3 separate regions of the Homo sapiens genome follow, and all the other regions are linked to region 2. The links are chromatin loops, found by intact Hi-C in ENCODE. Cell type or tissue: B cell. All regions are shown on one strand.

What was found. Hi-C counts contacts between places; a loop is a spot of excess contacts. Peaks named below come from ENCODE experiments on the same cell type or tissue, not always from the same donor. Only the 100,000 strongest peaks of a DNase experiment are listed, where the experiment ranks them.
Region 1: a loop joins it to region 2, with 2.4 times the contacts of the local background. A loop is called at or near these places in 2 of 110 quality-filtered maps.
Region 3: it touches region 2 in a loop (4-fold over the local background); 5 of 110 quality-filtered maps call a loop at or near these places.

The regions. Positions count from the first base shown.
Region 1 is chr6:150,533,470-150,541,469 of GRCh38, reverse strand. No RefSeq gene overlaps it. Among named protein-coding and RNA genes, the nearest start is that of PLEKHG1, 62 kb to the left of the region's middle. In B cell, no CTCF peak of the experiment used is centred here; no DNase peak of the experiment used is centred here; H3K27me3 peaks cover 1,104 bases.
Region 2 is chr6:150,597,280-150,605,279 of GRCh38, reverse strand. PLEKHG1 (pleckstrin homology and RhoGEF domain containing G1) reads right to left here and starts at 5,395. Exons shown (of 17, transcript NM_001029884.3): 1 at 5,263-5,395. RefSeq lists silencers at 4,718-4,887, 5,098-5,577, 5,373-5,667, 5,848-5,907. In B cell, CTCF peaks have their summits at 4,326 and 4,349; DNase peaks (open chromatin) are centred at 4,539, 5,479 and 5,859; H3K4me3 peaks cover 3,037 bases; H3K27ac peaks cover 3,381 bases.
Region 3 is chr6:150,738,463-150,746,462 of GRCh38, reverse strand. The region is part of intron 3 of PLEKHG1 (pleckstrin homology and RhoGEF domain containing G1); the gene reads right to left. LOC124901430 (a long non-coding RNA gene) reads left to right here and starts at 487. Exons shown (of 3, transcript XR_007059811.1): 1 at 487-609; 2 at 1,564-1,706; 3 at 3,521-6,798. RefSeq lists enhancers at 3,470-3,970, 3,971-4,471. In B cell, CTCF peaks have their summits at 4,271 and 4,471 (motif pointing right); a DNase peak (open chromatin) is centred at 4,492; H3K27ac peaks cover 2,558 bases.

The sequences.
Region 1 (8,000 bases), 64 kb after region 2:
TGCACAGCTTTGCTCTGAAAAATTTTCTTGGCAAAGTTATCACAGCCATACTCTGTGGTCATGTTTTTCAGAGTGTGGTCTGTGGACCACTAGGATGAGCATCACCTGGAAAGCTTGCTAAAAATGCAGATTCCTAGGTCCCACCTTAGGCTCTCTAAACCAGGAGATGGACCTGGCATCTGCTGGGCAATTCTTTTTCATGCTAAAGTTCTAGAACTCCTGATCTATGTCCAAAACAGTCTTTTCAGAAAAATCTTGAGCTTACCCATAGGTATAGTTTCAGCACACCTATGGTTATTCTGTCTTCTAATTAGGTTTCTTAATTTCCCTAAGAACATGCCAGCTATTTTTCTTAGGTCTCTGGGACAGTCTCAGGTTTAGAGCATTTACCTGCAATCACAGTTGTATGTGCTGAGATAGATTGGAAAACCACCTGATGAACCCTTAGCATAATAGAGACACTAAAAGTCTTCCCAACAAGGAGGCCAGGGCCATGTAAACTGAGAGAGGGATTTCTTCCAGGGCCGTTTAAATAACTCTATAGAGATGCCCTCGTATTCTTGTTCCTAATTAAAATTAGTTTAATATGCTCCCCTGGGTGGGCAGTTGTCCTTAATTCCTTTTCTCACTCCAGAAATCACTATGCCATAGAGACGTGTAAGCCCCGATGTGAGATGTTGGCGAAGTAGCTCAGGGGGCTGGGGAGCTCTGGACATTGAAGTTTGTCCCTCACCTACTTTGAAGTCCTGGGACAGTACTAGAGTCTGAAGAGGAGAGAGATGAGTCCTAGGAAGGAATGAATTAAGACAAGGTTTACTGATGATGCAGTGAAGGGAATTGCATTTAGGAGGGAAGAAGCATTTCACTTTTATACCATTCTCTATAACAGGTTCTTGTTATAGCCAGTTACTGATGCCTACCCAAACTACCTCTATGATCCTAGGTAAGTGTTACAGATAGCCAATCCCTATTTTTAAGATCCTGATAAAAGCTCTTAATTCATCACTTATTTTGCCACCTAATCAGGCCTCCTCCTGTTTGTGATCTTTTCTCAATTTTAACATCTGCTTCAACAGCTTGTTGCTTACATCTCTCTCACACTTCCTGACATTTCTAGACTCCAAGACTTTCAGCTCCTCCCCTTTGCAGCCACCCACAGGAAACACCCATATCAATTAATGTGATGGGGGCCCGGCATTGTGCTAAACCTTTTGCTTATATTATTTCATATGCATTAAACAAATGCATGATAGGGGCTGCCCTTTCCCCAGTGTTACAAATGAAGAACCAGGGTTGGAGGGTGACTTGCCCAAGTCACAGAGTGAGGCATTTGTCGATTTTGCTGTGCCCTCCCTCACCGCAGCAGAAGCACTGCCTCATTCTGGATTTCTGAAAGCACCAGGCATGTCACCTCCTTAGTATTTCCTCCACTCTCCATCCTTCCCTGAAAAGTCAGAAAAAAAGAGAGATTTCACCACTAGTCTAAAGTGGACCCACGCCCTTTGCCTCGGTTCTTTCCCTTTCTATTTTATAAGATTTTCCCCTTCTATTTCCTTTTCTGTACCTTTAATCTTGCATTATCCACTCATTCCTTTTCATGAAAAAGCTTTTGTCCATTCATCTCCCTGTGCAAAATAACGTGGAACTTGAGTAGGCAGTCCCTCTCAATGATTGACATGGCAGAGTGCTGACCTCAGGAAGCTCAGGCACTGAAAGGAAAGATGAGGTATGAGTAAGTGTTGCATGAACATGAGAGATGCAATCAGTGTGACTTGAGTTCAGGGAAGAAGGCATTCATCACCAGAGAGGTGGTAAAAAGGTTTCATGGAGGGCCTGGGCTAGAAGGCTAGGTCTGGGAGGATTGCTGAAGGCAGAAATTGGAAAGGGGGCACCAGCCAAGGGGAATAGCATAAGAAAAGGCATGGAGGCAGGAAAGCCTAGAGAGTATCTGGCAAAGGGGATTTTCCAGTTTTGAGGGGCACATGGAACATCTGGGGACTAGTAGAGGATAAGGTATATGGCAGAGGATTGTGAATGCCATCCTAGTGTAATGTCTTGTAGGTAATGGGTAGCAAAGTGACATCGTGAGAATGTGAATTAGGGAGGTTATTCTGGTGGCAAAGTTCAGGATGAACCAGAGTGTGGTGACGTGAAGGCCAGAAGAACAGTTGAGAGGCTGTTTCTAAAGTCCAGAACTGCTGGGCTCCTGTCCAGTCCTTGGATGATAGCAGCAGAAATGGAAGAAAACAATTGTTTGACATATTGGAGGTGAACATTGCTATTGTCTTGAGTAAAGGAGAAAGGAACATCAAAGTTATCTTTGAGCCTGAGCTCAGGTACTGAGAAAATGAAAAATGAGAAAAGGAGAAATGGGAAGCAATGGGGAAGACTCAGAAGCCTGAGAGGGGTAGGACATGAGTTCAGTTCTCACTGAGTCGATGTTTCAAGGTCAGTGGGACATTCAGAAGAGGCTGGATCCAGCCAGTGCATTGACATCTGGCTGAAGGCTCTGGAAAACAGAGTTGGAGATAAATAGTTGAGAGCATTTTGCCTGTGGGTGAAAGCTCTTTGGAAGTGCAGAGCTCTGGCTGGGGTGCTGGCTCATGCCTGTAATCCCAGCACTTTGGAAGGCCAAGGTGGGAGGATTGTGTGAGGCTAGGAGCACAAGACCAGATGGGGCAACATCGGGAGACCCCATCTCTACAAAAAAATTTTTTAAAAAAGTAGCCAGGCATGGTGGTACATGCCTGTGCTCCCAACTACTCAGGAGATTGAGGTCTGAGGTTGGAGGATTGCTTGAATGTGGAAGGTTTCAGGCTGCAGTGAGCAGTGATCATGCTACTGCACTCCAGCCTGGGTGACAGAGTGAGATTTGTCTCCAAAAAAAAAAGGAAAAGGAAAAGAAAAAGAATGTGCTCAGTGAATAGGGGCAATGATACTGAGCAGAAACCAATTATATTGACCTCTTTAACCCAACCCTATTTTGGCTTGTGATAGGTGCTCAAAACATATTGAAGAAATGAATGAATTATGAGATGCTCAATATGTTTGCTAAATGAATAAAACAACAAATGAAAAAATGACAGATGGATAAATTTATGGAACCCTGTATAGACAAATGAAAACAGAATAGGACTGAGAGCTCACTATTAGAAGTATCATGTGAAATGTATTTTTACAAAAGTTCATGAAGAACTTGAAAACATCTTTGTTAGACAAGTAGCTGGAGGCTGTGCTGCAAGCATGCTTCCTTGCATAGAGTAGCCAATGTGCCCTCTCTCTGCTCTGTGGGGATTTCTGGGACATTGCAGAGGTTTTCTGGCTTCTGAACCTCTGTTTCCTGGCTGCAGCTGGGTTCTGGGCCATCTTTTGTTTCATTCAGTTTCACATCAGAAGATCCTCTTGGATGTTGGCTCTCAGCTGGGAAATGGAAACTATTTGTGCTGTCATGAAGGAAGCTTTCTGCATCTGGCAGGGTCTCAGGGCTGGAACCAGCATAAAGAGAAAATTAGGAAATAATCAAGCAGGCTGTGGTCTTCGTGTGTTTTATTGTTAGTATTCCAGTTACTGGGAGGATGTCTAAAGCTCTTCCCGGTTTACTGTCTTGAAAATTAAAAGAAAAAGACTAGCAACACTCCATACAGCTCAAACTCATCAGCATAAGTGTCCCAGCAAGAAGGGCCATAAGAATCTGTGAATAAAGCAAGATGGCCTGGATGATCAATGCAGGCTGGCAGGATGGTTTTCCATTTGCTCACTGCTTGGCTGGCACAGGCTTGCAGCAACAGAACAAAGCCTATTTTGTGCTTCCCAGAGCACCCTGCTGTACTTTCGAGGGTTTTTCTTTTCCCCAGACGCCTGCTTTAGGGACCTTTAGCCCTTTCCTTCAAATTAGGCCACTGTTTAGCTGGCATTTGGCATAACAAGGGCCGATGTCTATTTGATACTTATAACTTTTGCATGTCCAGTGGGGAGGCAGAAACCCATGAGGTATACTTTAAGGATAGAGAGCACTCCCTCCACAACCAAGAGTCCCACCCAAAGGCTAACATATCTGAAATCCTCCCAGAAAATTTTTATAAAGCAGAGGTTGTTGATCCCACTGCTCCTGCTCTAGGGTCCCTTCTCTATCACCTCCAGTGAGTGGCGACCCCATATGGCCTGAAGACCTTCAAGGACAGGATGCCACCCCAGGAGGCAGCCTGCTGCATGAATCAACAATGCTCGCTCCTTATTTCAGAAAGTTCCAGCGATGACTGAATTAAAATCCACCTCCCTGGGTTGCATCTAATACTTCTTCCACATAACAGTTTTTTAAATATTTGAAGAGAACTAGTGTGTCACCATTTGCCAAACTAAATATCTTCAGCTGTTTCTCATTGGTCAAGATTACTAGCACAGATTAAAGCAGATATTGTCCTCCCGCTCTTCCTCCCTCCCACTTGCTCCTCTTTGAATTCCCACAAGTATTTCTGCATCTACATGCGCCAGAAACTGTGTTAGACATCATTTCCCTCCATCATATAACATGTACACTTTAAAGGGAAGTACAGAACTAACACATAAGCTGTGTGAGGTCATGAAAGAGCCCATACTTCGGAGTTATGTAGATTTAAAGGATCTCAATTCCAGTCTCAGTGTGTCTTTCCTTTGATTTGATTTGCTTAAAGTTTTTTCTTTATTTGTAGTTATTATGGGTACATAATAGTTGTCCATATTTATGGGGTACATGTGATATTTTGATACAAGCATACAATATGTAATGATATGTCCTTCCTTTTAGCTGTAGGATCCTTTCAAGTTTTTTTTTGTTGTTTTTTTGTTTTTTTGTTTTGAGACTGAGTCTCGCTCTTGTCACCCAAGCTGGAGTGCAGTGGCACAATCTCGGCTCACTGCAACCTCCACCTCCCAGGTTCAAGGGATTCTCCTGCCTCGGCCTCCTGAGTAGCTGGGATTACAGGCGTCTGCCACCATGTCTGGCTAATTTTTGTATTTTTAGTAGAGACGGGGTTTCACCGCGTTGGCCAGGATGGTCTCGATTTCCTGACCTCGTGATCTGCCTGCCTCGGCCTCCCAAAGTGCAGGGATTACAGGCATGAGCCACCACGCCTGGCCCCCTTCAAGTTTTTTTAACCAGGATGAACATCAATTTCCTTATTCATAATATGAAGGCAATAATCTATCTCTTTAGAGAGAATATGTGCAAATTGCCTGGCACATCACCTGGACTGAGGGGGAACTCAATCATGGAATGATTTGGCCCATTAAACCACACCCTTATGTCAAATAAGAGCATGGAATAGTCTTGATCATCAAAATGTACCAGCTACAAATCCACCATCTGTGAGCTTGTTCAGCATGCCATCTGTGTTTTCATTCATGTTACTGATAAAAGTGTTGACCAGGATGTGACCCAGTGCCCCTTTCCAAGGACACTACTCTCTTGCACCTTTATTTTGTTAATAAGTATTTTTTGGTCAAGGGCATTGAACTGATCATAAGCAGAACTGGGCTCCTTCCAGTCTATATTTCTCCATCTCTTTCACATGGATATTTTGAGAGCTTTTGTCAACTGCGCTGCTGAAATCCAGATAATCTATGTGTATATCATTCTCCTGATACAGTAATCAAAAGATTCTATTTCTCTCCCATGCATTCTCTTTTGAAAGGTAAACACCCCTGGGAAGGCTAACATGTTGTATTAATCCACACTAAATTGTTAGTGGCCTAAAACAGCCCTTTCCATCTGACTCAGGTGGGACTAGGAAGGTTACTGGATGCTGGGGGAGGTGAAGGGGGTTTGTTAATATAAAGGCAAAAAGTACGTAGCCACAGCAGAATGGGGAAAGTAAACAAGTCTTATTGACTCAGTAAATGAGCTCAAGAATGAGCCCATGCACAGATCCACATTTTACATGGAGAAAAAGATGTGTAACTAATGACATAGCCTCTGAGGATTCCAGGACACTCACAGATATGTACTTCTCTCCCTTTCTGTTCTGAGAATCACCACATTCCTCAAGTGTCAAATGTACCTTACATCCCAGCCCCAACAAGAGAGGTGGTAAGTCCTTATTGCGACAGATGTCCAAGTTCAGCATAATCCTAAGATCCTCATTAACAGTAAAAATAGCAGTCAGCATTTATGGGGGGCTCACGATGTTCTGGCTGCTGTGCTAGGCACTTTACATGCATTACCTCATAATTCTCACAATAAGCCTATGAGGAAGGGATCGTTATCATTCTTGTCTTACTGTTGGGGAAACTGAGGCTCAGAGATCCTAAGCAATTTACTGAAAGCCACACAGCTACACAGAAAACAGAACCAGGGCCCTGTCCCAGTACTACTTAACTCCAAAGAGCTTTTAAATCTTTAGACAAACTGTGGCTCCTAGTCTTGTTTCAGGGATTTATTATTTGACAATTGTGGCTGCACTAGCATGGACTCCAGGGTTGGCCCCAGAAAGATGGTGCCACTGGGCCCCTTTTGGTCCCCCTCCACCTGCTTTGTGGCAGCTCTCACCTCCTGGATATTGTGTGCTACTATGGTCCTCCCAGGTGGCCTGGCCACAGCATCGATGGCCGTGGTGCTGCCCCAGTTCAACTTGCAGCTCACACCCAGGGAGACATCTGCTCTCTGGAACTCATACTGCTGGGAAGCCGCCCTCAAAATTGTTTTGGAAATGGGCGGTGGTGTCTTGGAACGGCTTGACTAGGGGCTGAATCTCATTACTGACAGAATTGTGACCTTTCAGCAGAATATGGAAAATGGCATGGATAGAATATGCAAAAATGATGTCAGTGCTGTGATATGGGAGGGACAGGATGGCCCATGTGGGATATTTATTTTAATGATATCATCACTATTTGTTATGTGGTTTGAATTAAATAGAAGTCTTTGAGTCTAAACCCTACCAATGATCTCTCAAAACATTCCCTTGTTTTGTCTAGTGTCATTTAGCCCTCAATCTGCTGCGTTTCCTGGATGAGCAGAGCCCTTGGTATGACTTCTTTGTTCTGATGTCTTAAACTCAGAAATAAGGGGACCTTTATTTTTAATCTAATTGTACCCATATTGATCCAAGATACCGGCATTCTTTAATGAGAGCAGGAAGGAATGTGATGTTTAAACTAAGGACAGGCAAGATGGAGCCCAAATTCTAGACAATCTGCTGAGAGTTGGAACACACACATAATCCTCTGTCTCTCTCACTCACATGCCCTGAAGTGGAGATGAAAGTGTCTAGTAACAAACAGATTACAAAAATATAAACGTGACTATTATAAACGTGTATATTAAATATAAACGTGTATATTACAAAAATATACAGGACTTTTTGGCAAGTTTCCAAAGGATTGGCTGCCTGTTGAAGCTGAGGGCCCTTCAGTTCTACCAGGTGACTGAGCTGCATGAAGCAGATGCCTCTTCTGGGCTCCCAGCTGCTGTTCTGTCCAAGCTGCACACCTAGAAAACGTTTGCTAATCACAGCCCTAATGGCAAAGTGAAAACAATAGTCCATGACCCCACCTTCCATTTACAATGTATTTTCATGCTTTACGTATATTGCTTCATTTGATCTTTTCTATAGGGGTGAGAAAGAGACTTGTCAATGTTAAGGTCACTAATGTCTCCGTTTTATATATAAAGAAACAAACCCAGAGTGAGAGCCTTTCCCAAAAATACACCTGTAGCTAGTGGTAAACACTAGAAGCCTAGACTCTTGAGTGTCAGGCCTGGTTGGACATCAGGACCCAGGTGATTACATTCTCATCAGAGGCAGAACTGGGCTCAGGTGTTCTGCACAAATGGCCCATTGCAGAAAATCTGGTGAACATCCCCACTGCAAAGGCCAGTGGTGTGCTGCTGCAGGAACTAGCCATCACTCTGGGCTGAGCTCTGCGTGAAGCACTTCAGGCACTTGAGGGCAGAGATGGGGAGGGTGGTCATGTGCTAGGGCTTCCACAACCCAGTACCACAGACTGGAAGCTTCAAAACAGAA
Region 2 (8,000 bases):
CTGGAATTGTTTTGTGCTTGATTCTCTGGCTGGTTTAGAGATGTAAGGCAAGATGAAGTTATTATACAAAGAAGAATACAACTGTTCCCCCACTTTTGAAAGGTAATATTTGCCAATGGGGAATCACCACATTTCTCTAGACCTCTAAATGCTTCATTTATAAACTCCTGTGCAAACATAGAGATGGAGGTGACGGCATCTCTGTCCAATAAATGAGGAAGGGCTGCAGGGAAGAGACAGATATTTCAACTTTGTGTGGAACGACCCCACCACTGGTGAGAGAGAGTGCGGCCCACCCAGGGCTCTGCAAGTTACTTGAATGGCAAGGACACAGGGTATACATGAAGAGGTATCAGGAGAAGAGTAGATACAAGGGCTGTGGGTGCCTTGCTCAGAGGTTTGGGCCTCATTTCATAGGAGTTATCTGTGGTCTGTGTCAACCATGGACTTTATCCCAATCCAGTCCAACTTCTCTCCCCCATTCAGCATCTAACTCAAAGTAGAATGTTGACGTCTGGCACTGCCATTTCTATGTCAACTGATGGCTATGCTTAACAGAGACTTCTAGCCCCAGGGCAAAGATAAAATATAAAAAGGTGACTAGGAAACCGAGTGACGAAATGATCTTGATTATAAGTCCGTCTATGATGAGTCAACATAGATAGAGCCAATGAAACTTGTCATCTTGGGTCTCAACGAAAATACGGAAGGACACTACAAAACAGAATAGTTCATTTAAAACAGAGCCAGCAAACTATAGCTGCAGGCTACATCCAGCCTGTTTTTGTATGGCCTGTGAGCAAAGATTGGTTTTTACATTTTTAAAGGGTTGTAAACAAATAACCCTCATCTCAAATCAAACAGTATATGACAGAGACATGTGGAGCCTAAAATGCTACCTGGATTTTTACAGGAAAAGACTTGCCATCCCCTCACCTAGGACTTTACGTGTCTTTTCAATGTCTAGACAGTCACAGGCCATTTAAATTGGTGCTCAATGTGACTAGACCCAGAGAACTAGATCTATTCACCACTTCAAATATTAGAGCTCATTTAATACTATGATGATTTATGGATTAATAATTCCTCTTATGAGAATACTAAAGTTTTAGCTGTTATTAGACTCATGCTTATCTTAAATTTTTCTTTGATGATTTAAAAACATTTCCTTCTTATACATAAATGGGCTTGCTAGCTTTTGGCCAAATGCTATAATGGCAAAGGGTTTGCCCTTCCTAGTGCTGGTGCTAAGAGGCCTCCATAACACCCTGGTATTTAAAGCTTACCAAAACAACTTTCTTAATTAAAGACCGAGTGAAAGCCCTGACTCTCCTCCCATCAGGTTATTACAAGTGGGTGTAGATGGAATTTTTAAAAAACTTAGCCTACCATTAACACTCTTCAAATTGCCTTCCCTCTAGGACCACGAAGGGAGGGGAAAAGAAGAGGAGAGTTATGGATTTGCGGATCCACGAATCCAGCAGGATTTAGCTTTCCATCAAACGGTAATTCAATATTTACCAAAGGATGTTTAGATGTGGAAATTTTTACTTTGGCTTGTATCTCATCAGAAAAAGTGTTTTTGGTTTTGTTTTTTGTTTTTTTTAACCTTAGGTTTACATATTGAAAAGATACTCAGCCTCAAACATGAAGACTATTCTAGATACACAGTCAACTCCTAATCACTGGACTGGAAATCACCCAGGCATACCTGAAGCTGTTTTGCAGCATTAGATACGCTATGGCCCAGGTATTCCACAGCAAACCTGGGCCCCATCGCTAGGTGATTAGCCATATACTTCTGTCTTCTCAGCTAAAGCATTTATTGCTTTTCATCAGCATAGACAATATAAAGCTGAAGATGTAGTCATCTCTTAATCACTTGAAAGCTGACTCTTCTGTCAGTAAATTCTACTTGGCACAGACTGCCCGTGACTCTGAATGACCGAATGGATTGGGATCAGCTTTTAATTTTATCAAGCAAGATTGATGCAAGCCTGTGATGAAACATTAATATCTGAGATGCCTTGCCACACACAAGCATGAGGTTGCTTACAGACCCTTTGTCTAAAAAATGTTTTCCTTCCCATCCCTGCCTGAATACACCAACATTTCGCATTAGAAACCATATTTTTCCTAAGTCAAAAGAGACAAGGGATTATAATTTTTTCTTTTCTTTTTTTTTATTTTTTTTTTTTTTGAGACGGAGTCTCGCTGTCGCCCAGGTTGGAGTGCAGTGGCGCGATCTCGGCTCACTGCAGGCTCCGCCCCCCGGGGTTCACGCCATTCTCCTGCCTCAGCCTTTTGAGTAGCTGGGACTACAGGTGCCCGCCACCTCGCCCGGCTAATTTTTTGTATTTTTAGTAGAGACGGGGTTTCACCGTGTTAGCCAGGATGGTCTCGATCTATAATTTTTTCTTAAAGACTGAACCATTACATTTAATTAAAAATATGTCTCCATGCAACCAACATTTCTTAGGCAGTGCAGTTCAAGAGGGGCAGGGGAGAGAGAAGAGAACCTTGGTTAAATCACAGTTCTGACAGTCCAGAGCTATGTATAAACTTCTGCAAAATCATACACTCCTGGGACTTGGTTTATCAACAACAATCATCTTCAAAGCACACCATATGTGCCAAACACTGATACGAATCATTTCATTTAATCCTTGGCATAACTTGAGACAAGGGCGGAGAAGAAAGGAGGAAAGGTGTGAAAATGAGGAAAGGTGAGAAAACCGAGAGACACCAACTATGATTTTTACTTTTCCTGGTTATGAAATAATCCATATCTAAGTAATTTCCTTAAAGAAGTGAAGGTCTCAAAGCTACAGAGACGTAGATGTGAGCATCACACAAGTAGGCTAATTCTAGATCACTGGATCTTAACCAGACTTCCTAAATCTTTAAGATGTAGGGCTGGACTAGGTCATCCAAGAGCCCTTCTGGGTTTAATATTCCAGGGACCTAATCATGCTGCAGGAGGATTAAAAGATGACAACTGCTTGAAAGACCAACCACCAGCAATGAAAGGAGTGGAGAGGAAAAGAAATCTGCAAAAAAGTGAACGGCCGCCATTAAGATAATAGCTTCAGGAATTGCTTTTGGTTGACGAAGGGCTCAAGAGATTTAGTGCTACTCAAGCATTTCCCATATTTATGGGACAGACTATGAACCATTCGATCTTAATTAAATCACTGAAAAATCATATCCGCAAAGGGGGAACACAACATAGGACTGGTTATTCTTGGTTTTGAAAAATTATGTTGCCACTTCCTATTGTTTTAAAAATGATCATTTAACTTCTTTGAACTACAGCCTGAATCCCCCACTGAAATATTTAAGCCTGTATTCGGTGACAGTCACCTATATTAAAGGCATTGAAGGAAGCTGGTGCCCCTAATTCAGGGTGCCCATTTAGAGTAGGGGAAGCAGGAAAATGCCACCAAGGACGAGCAGAATCGGGGCAGTTATCTGGCATCTGATTGCCAGGTAACTGTTTCTCACTTTGCTTTGCCCTTTAGCAGAGGACTTGGGGGGCTGCTACACAAGGATGGGGAAGGTCGTGCAGCCATTGCTGTTGACTGTGGACTGCTACTGATGACCTATTTGAGGATGAAGCCAGGGAGGTGGGAGCACTCTGAAGAAAAAAGTTTCTTTAGTCAGGTGGTTTGGTGGCTTAGAATTGGGACCTCAAATGAGACAAAAAGTCAAGTCAGGAATTGGGAAGCCAGACTCAAAATGCTGAGAGAGTCAAACATCAACCCGTTACTTTTCTCTCTGTCTTAAATATTGTAGACCAAATTACAGGGGGTAGGGGTTTGGGAGGGGGATGAGGAATGAGCAGGAGGCCGTAGAAGCTATCTGGTTCGTGTGCACTGCTTTATAAGGGAGGCAGCCAAGACGACCAGAGGCAAGTATCTTGCCCAGGGTCCCACAGGGCAAAATTAAAGTTCGAAAATTTTCTGATCTCCTGAAATGATGGGCTTGGAAATGTTTTTAACAGCAATTTAATCAAAATCCAAAATCTCTACATTTTTTAGAAGTATGCTGTCTACAGAATCTGAGAATCCAGAAGATGCCGGTTTTAACACCTGGTTGTTATTGTACCGCATTACAGGACCTACCCAAGCCCGGAATTCTGTTAGATGACAAACTGGACCCTAGAGTTAACATTCTAGTCTTTCCCCCGGTCTAAATACAAAACACAATATAGTTCTGTATCCAATCTGTTCAAAACTCCTAAACCAACTCTCAGTCTGAGATGGTCCTCGCGGGGTGATACCTGCCCCAAACACCCACACTCGGTGATTTCGAAAATACGTGCAGTAGCCTCGGCCACCTGCGGGTGGTACAAAGGGCGCCTTGAGGACCAGAGCTGGATGAAACGCCGGCTTACAAACCCCGCTCCGCCAGCACATTCAAGTCAAGGATCCAGCTCATTGTTTCCGAGGAGCGGAATGAATTGACCAGCCGAGCGCCGTTCTCCCAGTTAGAGCGTTCCCAAGCTTCCGGCTTCGGAACGGGGCTCACCGCGAGGACACAAAAGGGGCGAGCTCGGGCATCACTGCGGTTCCCCGCCGCCCGCCGAGGCCAGAACGCTCGCAGAGTCGCGGCCGCCCAGGTGTTACCGTTTACCCCGTGACGGAAGAGCCACAGGCTCTTGACTCCCCACCCCCTGAAAAGCGCATCTGCAGAACGGGGGCGCCCCCAAGCCCTGAGCGCCGCAGCAGCTCGGCCGCCGCCCCCACCGCGCGTCCCCGGGTCCTCGGGCTCCCGGCTTCGCTGCTGGGGAGCTGACCCAGCTGACTGGCTGTGGGGTCCCGTTCTGGGGCTGTCCTGCTGAGTCGGGGGTGGGGAAGCGGTGGCTACAACTCCCGGGTGCTCGCAGAAACTCCTCTGCGCGCTGATGTTGCAGCCGCTGGGGCGAGGGGCGGGAGCACCGGGAACTTGGGGGCGCGGAACCCCAAGCGGGGCGGCGGCGGGCAGCATCCCCGACCCGACTCCGACCCCCGAGACGCGGCGCCCCCCAGCGCCCTCCGTCCCCACCGCGCGGTGCCCCCGGCGCCCTCTGTCCCCACCGCTCGGCGCCCCCCAAGGCCCTCCGTCCCCACTGCGGAGGGGCGCGCAGGGGGCCGGCGGGGCCCGGGTACCACGCTCCGCCCGGCCCCACCTGCGGATGTGGGGCTCCCGCCGGAGGTCCCCGGGTCCCCCCTCCCATCCCTGGAAAAGTCCCCAGGGCGTCCGGGCCCGACCGGCGCTTACCCGGGGAGGGACGGCTTCGCATGCCCGGGCGGCGCTCGCAGGTCGGGCGGGGAGGGTGCGGGCTGCGCTGCGCCGGCTCGGGCTGCCGGAGCGCCCTGCAGCCGCCGTCGGGCTCGGGCTCGGGCTCAGGCTCGGGCTCCGACTTCCTCTTCCTCGGGCTCGGCCCCACTGCTCGGCCGCGCCCCGGCCCGCCCCTCCCCGCGCCCAGACGCCAGCTTCGGCGGCCGGAGCAGTGGATCGCTCGTCCCGCCTCCCCTCTGCCCTGAGGGTGAAAAAGGTGGAGAGGAGGGGGGCGAAGAGAAAGAGAAATTAGGCACTTGGCCTTGTCTCTGGAGCCTTGCCAAAGAGAACAGTCAAATTACAGCTTCGGGGGGAATAAAGTTTTTTTTTTTTTTAATTCTGCTACTGTTTTCGCAGACACATCACTTTTTTTCATTTTCCTAGCTCTTCAGGTTTAGCTTTCCTTTGGACGTAATAATTTCCTATGTGAGTCCTTTAAAATAATACCCAAAATCATGGTTTTAGTGAACATTCTAGTTTTACATAGAAGCTTTGCCGGTAATCAAGTGAAAAGAGGGGGAAGCCCGGTGTTCTTCAGGCGTCATTACCCTAATCACCTCGGTTAAAGCACCAAACGACCTTTGCCTAGAGAAAGTAAAAGTGGAAACGGAGGTAAAGAATAACCGGTGACAGCCAGAGAGATGTTTAAAGGCACCGGCTCTGCAGTAAAGTTATGACTCCAATCAAAGGTGCCTGCAGCGACAGTTAAAGGCATGTGAAGTCATTTCTTAACACTAATCTCCCGCCAAAGTCGGACGTATCAGGGTCGCCTGTGGACCCCCTTAGGTTTGGTGGTGGATTTGATTGCACTCTTAGTTGTTAACAGACCTTCAGCCTTACCACTTGCTAGCTGTGTGGCCTTGAGAGAACGCTTTAACCTCTCTGTGTTCTGTCTGTTTCCTCATCTGTAAAATGGAGATGATGATGATGATGATGATGATAGTGCCTACCTCATAGAGTTGCTGTATGTGATTTAAATAAGAGAATGTGCGTGAAGGGCTTAGGAGACTGTCTGGCACATGCTCTACAGCCTGAATAAATGTTAGCTATTCTTGTTGATTTTTGCCTTTTATCTGCTTTTATGCATATACATGATTATGGAAATTATCATAAAGACTGGGAACAAAACAAGGTTTGTGCAGTAAGGCTACACAGCATCACAGTTCTCTACCACGTGGAGTTTATGTTCTGTTTTATAATTTGAGTCTCCACAACTGACTTGTATTACCTAAAACTATGGGACTGGGTTATGCTTGGAATACATTTACCACGGTAGATTTGCAATGGGACTAAAACAGACATTTGCCATCTTCAAAGCATTGTTTCAGTTGGCCTTGCGATAACCTTGTGAGGTTGACAGGACAGGTGCTAGTCGCCTTTCACAGACAGGAAACTGAGCTTAATTAAGACCCTGCCCAGCTTCTGGAGCTCACACAAAATCATGCCTGTTACCCCATCTCTCTATGTTGTGATTTGTGTTAGAAGTGTGCAGTATGTTTGTGAAATAGTACCACATTAATGGTTTCCATCAACCCTGTGAGGTAGGTGCCAGCCTTTATTTGACACTCAAAGCATCTAGGATTCAAAGAAGCTCATTGATGAGTGTGTCTGTGGCTGAGAGATAAGGGTTTCCGACAACTTGGAAAGGAAGGGAGGAGAATTGGGGATTCCTGTTCTCTGCTGTCTCCTCTTTTATTGATTGATTGATTGAGACGGGATCTCGCTCTGTTACCCAGGCTGGAGTGCGGTGGCACCAATCATAGCTCATTGTAGCCTGGAACTCCTGGGCTCAAGAAATCCTCTGGCCTCAGCCTCCTGGGTTGCTGGAACTACAGGTATGCACCACCATGCCGGGCTTACTTACCATTTTTTTTTTGTAGAGACCGGGGTCACGCTATGTTACCCAGGCTGGCCTCGAACTTCTGGCCTCAGGCAATCCTCCAGCCTCTGCCTCCCAAAACACTGGGATTACAGGAGTGAGCCACCATGCCTGGCCTCAGTTATGCATTTCTTAGCACAAGTGCTTCGAATGAAGCTGTGGATGAAGCACTATGATCTGATGAAAAGACTGGATCAGCTGCAGATGCTGCTGCTCAAGAGCACTCACCCTTAGGCAGATAGCTCTTCTGAATTTGGTACTGTGCTTATGGGATGGTTATAATATTTCCTGGCCAGCCCGCTCACTTCACCTCAGTTTATTAATGAGGTGGGAGGTAGAAAGTGGAAACAGGAACAAGAAATTTCTTTTGTTGAGACTGTATGCCAAGTATAGCACTAAGCACCTAAGTCCTGTGATCATTCCTGATTTCCAGGCAAATGAACTCTGCCCTTTAGATCTTTAGAATTTGAGCTCCTTGAAATCACCTGGCCTGACACATTGTGGGTCTGGTTTGTGTGTCCAGCACTTAGTTCAGCTCCTAACACACAATAGGTATACGATATTCAGTGTGTGGATTGTTGGATGGATGAACGGACAACATAAGAGTTGTGAAGATGCTGTAGCATTCTGTTAGTAAGAGTCTACTCTTCCACTTTAAGGAAAAGGACCCAATGGAATGGCTTTCTAATGGTGCATCCAGCATTGGGAAAATTCTTTTGGCGAGTGGTCTTTCTAATACTGCTCTATCAGTCAATGTCAAACAAAGGGAACAGAACCCAGTTCAAGTATTTATAAAAGA
Region 3 (8,000 bases), 140 kb before region 2:
CCATGTTTTTTTGGCAAGGGTCTATCATAGAACTCTTTAATCTTCTAGTCTGAGTAAAGGGGAGGAAGAAGCGGTGAAACCTATTTGTAACAAGTCATAATACTCCAAAGAATAGGTACAGTCAGTTCTGCTATGATGTTTGTTTTGAAAACATGAATTTGTTCCCACGAGATTAATATGTTAGGGAACAATTTGAACATAATTCTCATTTCTGAATTTTGCTTTTGCAAGATTTCACCCATGAGAAACACTGGGTGAATGCAGAAAATTGCATCTAGTGACAGCAGCATAGGAACAAAACACGAAGGCTCCCGACAACCTAGCGGCTATCTTGGTCTCCCCTGAGTGCATTTGGAACCTGGCCCATTCACATCAGTCTGTCAACTCCCAGCCCGTGGCAGGTGACCCTCCCCGTTGACAAGGCATAAGCTGCAGCTCTGCCCACAGCCTCCCCTCTTTAATTTTCTCTTTCCTCTCAGTCTATCTTATATTTTTCTTCTTTGTTCTCTATTCTTTTAATCTTTTTCTCCCTCTCTTGCTTCCTTTTGTTCTCCAGGGTGGCCGGTGTGGGCAGCTGGTGGCTTCCATAAACTTCAAATCTTTTTCAAGGTGAAGTTCCCTATTTACTATAGCATGTATGTATGTCTTAATCATTTGTCATGTATAAAACTATGCCTCCATTTTTGACTTTTTTTCTATATGTGTCATGGATGAATTTTTGAGTGTTGTTCTTGGTACCCCATTTTTCTCCGCATGTGATTTTGCTTTTTTTTTTTTTTTGAGATGGAGTCTCGCTCTGTCACCCAGGCTGGAGTGCAGCGGCGTGATCTAGGCTCACTGCAACCTCTGCCTCCCAGGTTCAAGCGATTCTCCTGCCTCAGCCTCCTGAGTAGCTGGGATTACAGGTGCCTGCCACCACACCCAGCTAATTTTTGTATTTTTAGTAGAGCCGGGGTTTCACCATGGTGGCCAGGCTGGTCTTGAACTCCTGACCTGAAGTGAACCACCTGCCTCGGCCTCCCACAGTGCATGAGCCACAGGCATGAGCCACTGTGGCTGGCCAAAGTGCGTGATTTTTGAGAACACATATGTTATGCGTCATAGAGTTCAAGCACCACAAAACGACGTTTTGGTCACTGATGGACTGCAGATATGATGGTCCCATGTGATTATAATACTGCATTTTCACTGTACCTTTTCTGTGCTTAGATACACAAATGCCATTGTGTTTTAGTTGCCTACATTATTCAGTATAGTAAGATGCTGTATAGGTTTGTAGCCTAGAAGCAAAGGGTTATACCATATAGCCTAGGTGTGTGGTAGGCTGTACAATCTAGGTTTTGTAAGTAAACTCTATGATGCCTGTATAATGGTAAAATCACCTGACATTTCTCAGAACACATTGCTGTCATTAAGTGACACATGGCTGCATTACTGCAGGACTGATCATAGGTACTTTGAAACTCACATAGCTCTTTCCCTCTATCATCTATACTCTCCTTCTTGGGTCTTAGACATTTGATATGGGAGTAAAAACAATCCCTGTGTATAATATATTTTCAGATCATGCATTCTTGCAACCGGGGAAGAATGGCCTACAAAGCCTGATTGGGACCACATATATCCCGGATTTCCTTGGACTGACTCAACTATTTGTCCCAGCTCCAAGTTTCAAGAAGCCAGTCAAGATTGTCAGGAATTCAAAGGTGACCTTGCCATTATCTGAGATTTAGTGTTTCTCAGGGTGACACTGAGGGATGTCACCACATTCATAATTATCATACCAAGAAGTGATTACACTATGGCCACAAAGTTCTTGGTAATTTGAAAACTGTACCACAAGTAAAGGTTAACAATGTAAATTTGTTCTCTAAAAGTCCACCTCTGAAAAGATGTGAGCTGACTTCAATTTCTTATGGAAAAGCATCCACAACAATGTGGGTTGATTTGGGGAGTGCAAGTCTTAAAAATGCAGTAAAAATTTTTTAATAATTTGTTTTTTTTAACTGCCTACTTTTTCTTCTGGTGCCCACGTTCTCATTTTGGCTTCTTGGAATGGCTACAGAAATGAGGTTAAAAGAAGGGCAGGGGCCAGGCGCGGTGGCTCACACCTGTAATCCCAACACTTTGGGAGGCCGAGGCAGGCAGATCACGAGGTTAGGAGATTGAGACCATCCTGGCTAACTCGGTGAAACCCCATCTCTACTAAAAATACCAAAAATTAGCTGAACACGGTGGCATGCACCTGTAGTCCCAGCTACTTGGGAGGCTAAGGCAGGAGAATCACTTGAACCCGGGAGGCGGGGCTTGCAGTGAGCAGAGATTGTGCCACTGCACTCCAACCTGGGCGACAGAGCGAGATTCCATCTCAACAACAACAACAACAAAAATAAAAAATAAAAAGTAAGATGAAGGGCGAGGCAGTACAAGGGAGGGCATTCAGTTTTCTTACAAACTTTATCAATGTGACAATGAACCTTCAGCTTCCAAGCATCGTTCTATTAGGTATCTGATGGCTTTCGTCCATTACCCTTATTGATTCCCTCCCACTCACAAGGTTTTCAGAATGCTACCAAGATAAGCACAATCCCTGCCTTTGAACTAGGCTAGACCCAATATTTATTAGCCTGAAACACTAACTATGGTGTTAAATAATTTCACAGAGCCCTACTGGCAGGTCAAATGAACTGGAATGAGTAGAAAAAAAAGGAGGGGGTGGGAGGTAATCAGGAATGATGGGAGAAAGGGTAGGGAATAGGGGTGGAGACATAGAAGAAGGGAGAGAGGAACAGTAGGAGATACATTGGTCTGAAGCCCTAAATAAAGAATGCATTTAAAACATTTTATGAGGTTATTTAGTAGAGACAGTAATGTTCATCTCAGCAGGTAAGCACCACCAAAATCTTTCTTACTTTCTTCCTTATTTATTTATTTTTTGAGATGGAGTCTTGCTCCGTTGCCCAGGCTGGAGTGCAGTGATGCAATCTCAGCTTACTGCAACCTCCACCTCCCGGGCTCAAGTGATTCTCCTGCCTCAGCCTCCTGAGTAGCTGGGACTACAGGCATGCACCACCACTTCCGGCTAATTTTTTTTTTGGATTTTTAGTAGAGACAGGGTTTCACCATGCTGGTCAGGCTGGTCTTGAACTCCTGACCTCAAATGACCTGCCTGCCTTGGCTGTCCCAAAGTGCTGGGATTACAGGCATGAGCCGCCACACCCAGCCTCTTCCTTTTTATTTTTAGTGAGGGTGGTGGGGGATACACCATCACTAAATGATAGGTTTTACAATGAGAATGGCTTTGTTATACATAATGCATGCCAGAAACTGCAGGTTGTTTACAAAAATTGTTTCCTACCTTCTTTGGACACACGGCTAGACTGCACCTCCCATCCTCCCTTATAGGATGTAGCCAGGTAACAAGATTCTCATTGGGAGTTTGAGAAAAGGGATGTGCATCAGTTCTGTCTGTCTCAGAAACCTTCCCCGTATGTATCTCCATGTCTCCTTGCCCGTCTAGTTGACTGGGATGGCAACCTCAGAAGCCATGTCCTGAAGACAGCAAGGCCTCCTCAGCCTGGGTCCTTGAATGACTGCATGGAGGAGTGCTGCTCCTCCTCACCTGAACACTTGCAAAGGATGGTTACAGGACAAAGAAAGAAACTTGGGTGAAGTCACTAGATTTGGAGATCTGTATGTTACTGATATAGTTTGGATCTGTGTCCCCGCCCAAACCTCATATTGAAATGTAATTCCCCGTGTTGGAGGTGGGGCCTGGTGGGAGGTGACTGGATCATGGGGGCGGATTTCTCAGGACAGTGAGTGAGCTCTCGTAAGATCTGGTTGAGTGTGCGGGCCCTCCCTGCGCTCTTTTTTTTTTTTTTTTTTTTTTTTTTTTGAGATGGAGTCTCACTCTATTGCCTAGGCTGGAGTGCAATGGCGCTATCTTGGCTCATTGCAACCTCTGCCTCCCAGGTTCAACTGATTCTCCCGCCTCAGTCTCCCCAGTAGCTGGGATTACAGGTGCACACCACCACACTCGGCTAATTTTTGTACTTTTAGTAGAGACAGGGTTTCACCATGTTGGCCAGGCTGGTCTTGAACTCCTGACATCGTGATCCGCCCACCTCGGCCTCCCCGAGTGCTGGATTCCAGGCGTGAGCCACTGCACCTGGCCACCACGTTCTCTCCTGACATGTGTCATGCCTACTCCCTGTTCGCCTTCTGCCATGGTTGGAGGCTTCCTGAGACCTCATCAGAAGCAGATGCTACTGTGCTTCCTGTAAAGCCTGCAGAACCATCAGCCAAATACATTTCTTTTCTTCATAAATTACCCAGTCTCAGGTATTTCTTTATAGCAACACAAGAATGGCCTAATATAGTTACTGTGGCTTAGCCTATCCTTAATGAAACACTATGTGTTCCAGATATTTAAAGCTGTCATTTTCAACCAGGGACAATTTTGTCCTCCAGGGGGCACTTGGCAATGGCTAGAGACATTTTTGGTCGTCACAAGTGGGGACGGTGGTGGTTCTATTAGCTTCTAATGGATAGAAGTCAGCCTTGCTGCTAAACGTTCCTACAACGTACACAACTCTCCCTCATAGCCAAGAACTATGCAGTCCAGAACGTCTATGGTACTGCTGGTGCCTGCTCTAGAGAGATTAAGAAGAGGGCTGAACTTTGAACCTTCTGTTATAGTCAAAGGGGAGGTATGCAGTGAAAGCAGTGGGTTTCGGAGAAAGGCCTGCTTTTCAGTTCCAGCTCAACCACTAGCCAACTATGTGACCTGGGGGATAAGTCACTTTGTCCTCTGTACATTCAATATTCTCATGCTAAAATAGGAATTAAACTAGTACCCACATGATGGGACAGTGAGTGAGCAAATTAAGTGCCTAGTGCCTGATACATGGTAAGTGCTCAAATATTAATTGCTGCTAATGTTATTTTTTAGTGTTTTTGTATTATTGAGGCGTCTATCTAGAAAATTTAGAAATGGTAGCTGAATAGTATGTTTATAGCTGCGGGAATCTATTGAGGTGATGGGGATGGTTACAAAACTTAAGATGTCACAAGACACTCATTGCCTACATTTTGACTCAAGATCTAGCCATAAAAGTTTGGAGCAAATAACCCAACCTGACATCAGTCACAAAGTACACATGAACTCTTGTGTTCAGCCGACAGCTACTTTTGCAGAGCAACTCTGCAAATCTCAACTCATTTTGCTCTCACCGAATGCTGCCCACCTTGAACTGTTTTCATTGGTCATTAGCAATCAATCAGCAGGTATTTATATCACATTCAAAATGGGCAAACCCATTAGAAATGAAAAGAAGTGAAAGATCAGTTCTCCCTGCCCTCCTTCCCAGATCAGGTTGCAGTATGAAGATATGAACACTCAAAATCACTCACTGTTGCCACCTTCTAGGTTTGTGCTGCTGTTGTTGAGGTGGTGAAAGACGAGAGTAAGGTTAAGGTAAGGTGGGGAATAAGGGGTCATAATAACAACAACAATAACACAGAGATATGGAAATATGTAGTCAAAGTGAGATTTTTGAGAGATTATGTAAAATGATTAGATGTACTATTTAAGGAGTGACTCCGAAATAAGCAGAAAACTAACACGTTTGTCTCCAAATTATCATAGATATTAAATGGTTTTAAGAAAGATCTCATTCACCCGTTACGATAAAATCCCTTGGAGGAAAAAAATAGACACATTCACATAAAAGTGCTCAAATGCCTCATAAAAAAGTACATTAAATGATGCCAAGTACCACAGTGTAAGTTCCTTATTAAATCCACCCACATAACGAGCCTTCATTTAAAACAATCCCTACCAACTCCTACGCTTGAGCATGGAACACATTTTTCTCCCTCGGTATTTAAAAAACGTTAGTCTAAGTGAACCTTGTAAGAAGTGTCCAATAAATGTTATTTAAATTGGAGGGAAAATATGGAGAGAAGATATCTGTTAAGTAAAAAGACAATAAAATCTGCGACAATTCCCCTCTTCTCAACAGCCTTCTTTCTTGGTGCAAAACCTGCCTCTTTTAGTCCAGCATCCTAAGCAGGTAAGGCTGGGCCAGGGAATGCCTATGCACAACCATTCCACTATGGCTAAGGAAAAAGAGTAAGATGCACACTGCCCTTTCCATACCAAACAATTTTGTCTCTCTAGCAGGATCAATGGGAAGACAGGCTTAATCAGAAACCACCTCCACACTTGACAGTACTGTCCTCAAGGGAGGGGTGCCCCCAGGACAAAAGCCAACTCAGATTCCATTTCATCCAAGTCACAGACATCTCACAGGGCTAAGAGCTAAGTGTCCAGGCAGAGTATGTGCTGAAATCACTGCACAAGCTCTCTGGGCCTGAATCCTGGATTTCCTTCTTTCATTCTGCACAAATTTTGGAGAAGGTTTGCTTCCCCAGCATAAGACAGTTTTCAATTAATTGGATATCACCAGTACAAAGAGAAGCCTCTTCTAGGCTATGGCAGTGGGGAGAATAGCTTTCAATGTGTTTCAGGGCACTAAGTGTGTGAAAAACACCCTTCTCTCTTTTATCTTCCCTGACACTGTCTGTACGATCACTCAATAAACAAAGAGTCCACATAGACTAACGAACACAGAGCTTGGGGTTGGTGATCACCATTCTAATCCTTGTTTAGCTACAGTTTTGAATAATGCTGAATGCTTCCCATAAAGATATGCTTATGCTTCTGCTGTTTAAATTTTGAACATCAAGGCTAGAATACTTATGGTTTTTTTTGTTTTTTTGTTTTTTTTTTTGACAGAGTCTCACTCTGTTGCTCCAGCTGGAATGCAATGGCACGATCTCGGCTCACTGCAACCTCCGCCTCCTAGGTTCAAGCCATTCTCCTGCCTCAGCCTTCTAAGCGGCTGGGACTACAGGCATGCACCACCATACCCAGCTAATTTTTGTATTTTTAGTAGAGATGGAGTTTCACCATGTTGGCCTGGCTGGTCTCAAACTCCTGACCTCAAGTGATCTGCCTACTTCGGCCTCCCAAAGTGCTGGGATTACAGGCATGAGCCACTGCTCCTGGCCCCATTACTTAGCTTTTTTTTTAAAATACACTTTATGGATAAAGGTCCATGAAAAGGATATTAGCTCTCTGGCATATAATGGAAAGAGATAAAATCACGTTGTAATTAACAATTCAGCCCCTTTTTTCACTAAATGTCCTCAATATCACCAAATATGGCTTAATTTAGTATCTCTCAGAGCTCAACGATGCCATTCTGTAGTAGAAATGTAACTTCTAATTACACAGCATTAACATTATGAACTATTTTAAAACTTTACTAACAGGTTACAACAGGCCGTGAACTATATCTGAGGCCAAATCTTATGAGGTTCTCAAAAGCTCTTTTATAGATCATTTAGAAAGATTAAAGACACCCACCCTACCCCTGACAGCCCGTGCCCAGTCAATCGAAGGTCCCATTAAACATTAAACAAACCCTTATTTTCTGCTTTCCAACTATGGATTTCTATCTCTCCACAAATTGTATCATTGGCAATTTAACTTTTAAAACTTGCTTTCATATTTATCATCTCATTTTATCTGTGAATGCAGTTAGGGGCATATATAAAATAGAAATAACAGCTCCATTGTTCCTTTGACTACGGTTCACAGTCAAGATCTTACCTCTTTCTCTAAAATGTCAAGTGTACAAAAGTAAATGACTAGGAGCAGAGGACGGAAGAGCCACGGCTGGGGAGGGGACAGGGGTTGAGAGAGAAGGATCTGGGGAAGAATGAAGAGCAACAGGAATAAGAACCACCACATTTTGGGGTTCAACTTTCAGAAAGCATTAGGAATTCATTTCTGAATTCCTAAATGGCATAGGAAAGAAAGATACCTAAATATGTGAGATTATTTTAATACGATGTCTCCACATATGGGAAAGAAGGGCATAACACACTCTTTACATGTGTAACCAACATCTGGGAATCCTATTGCTCAA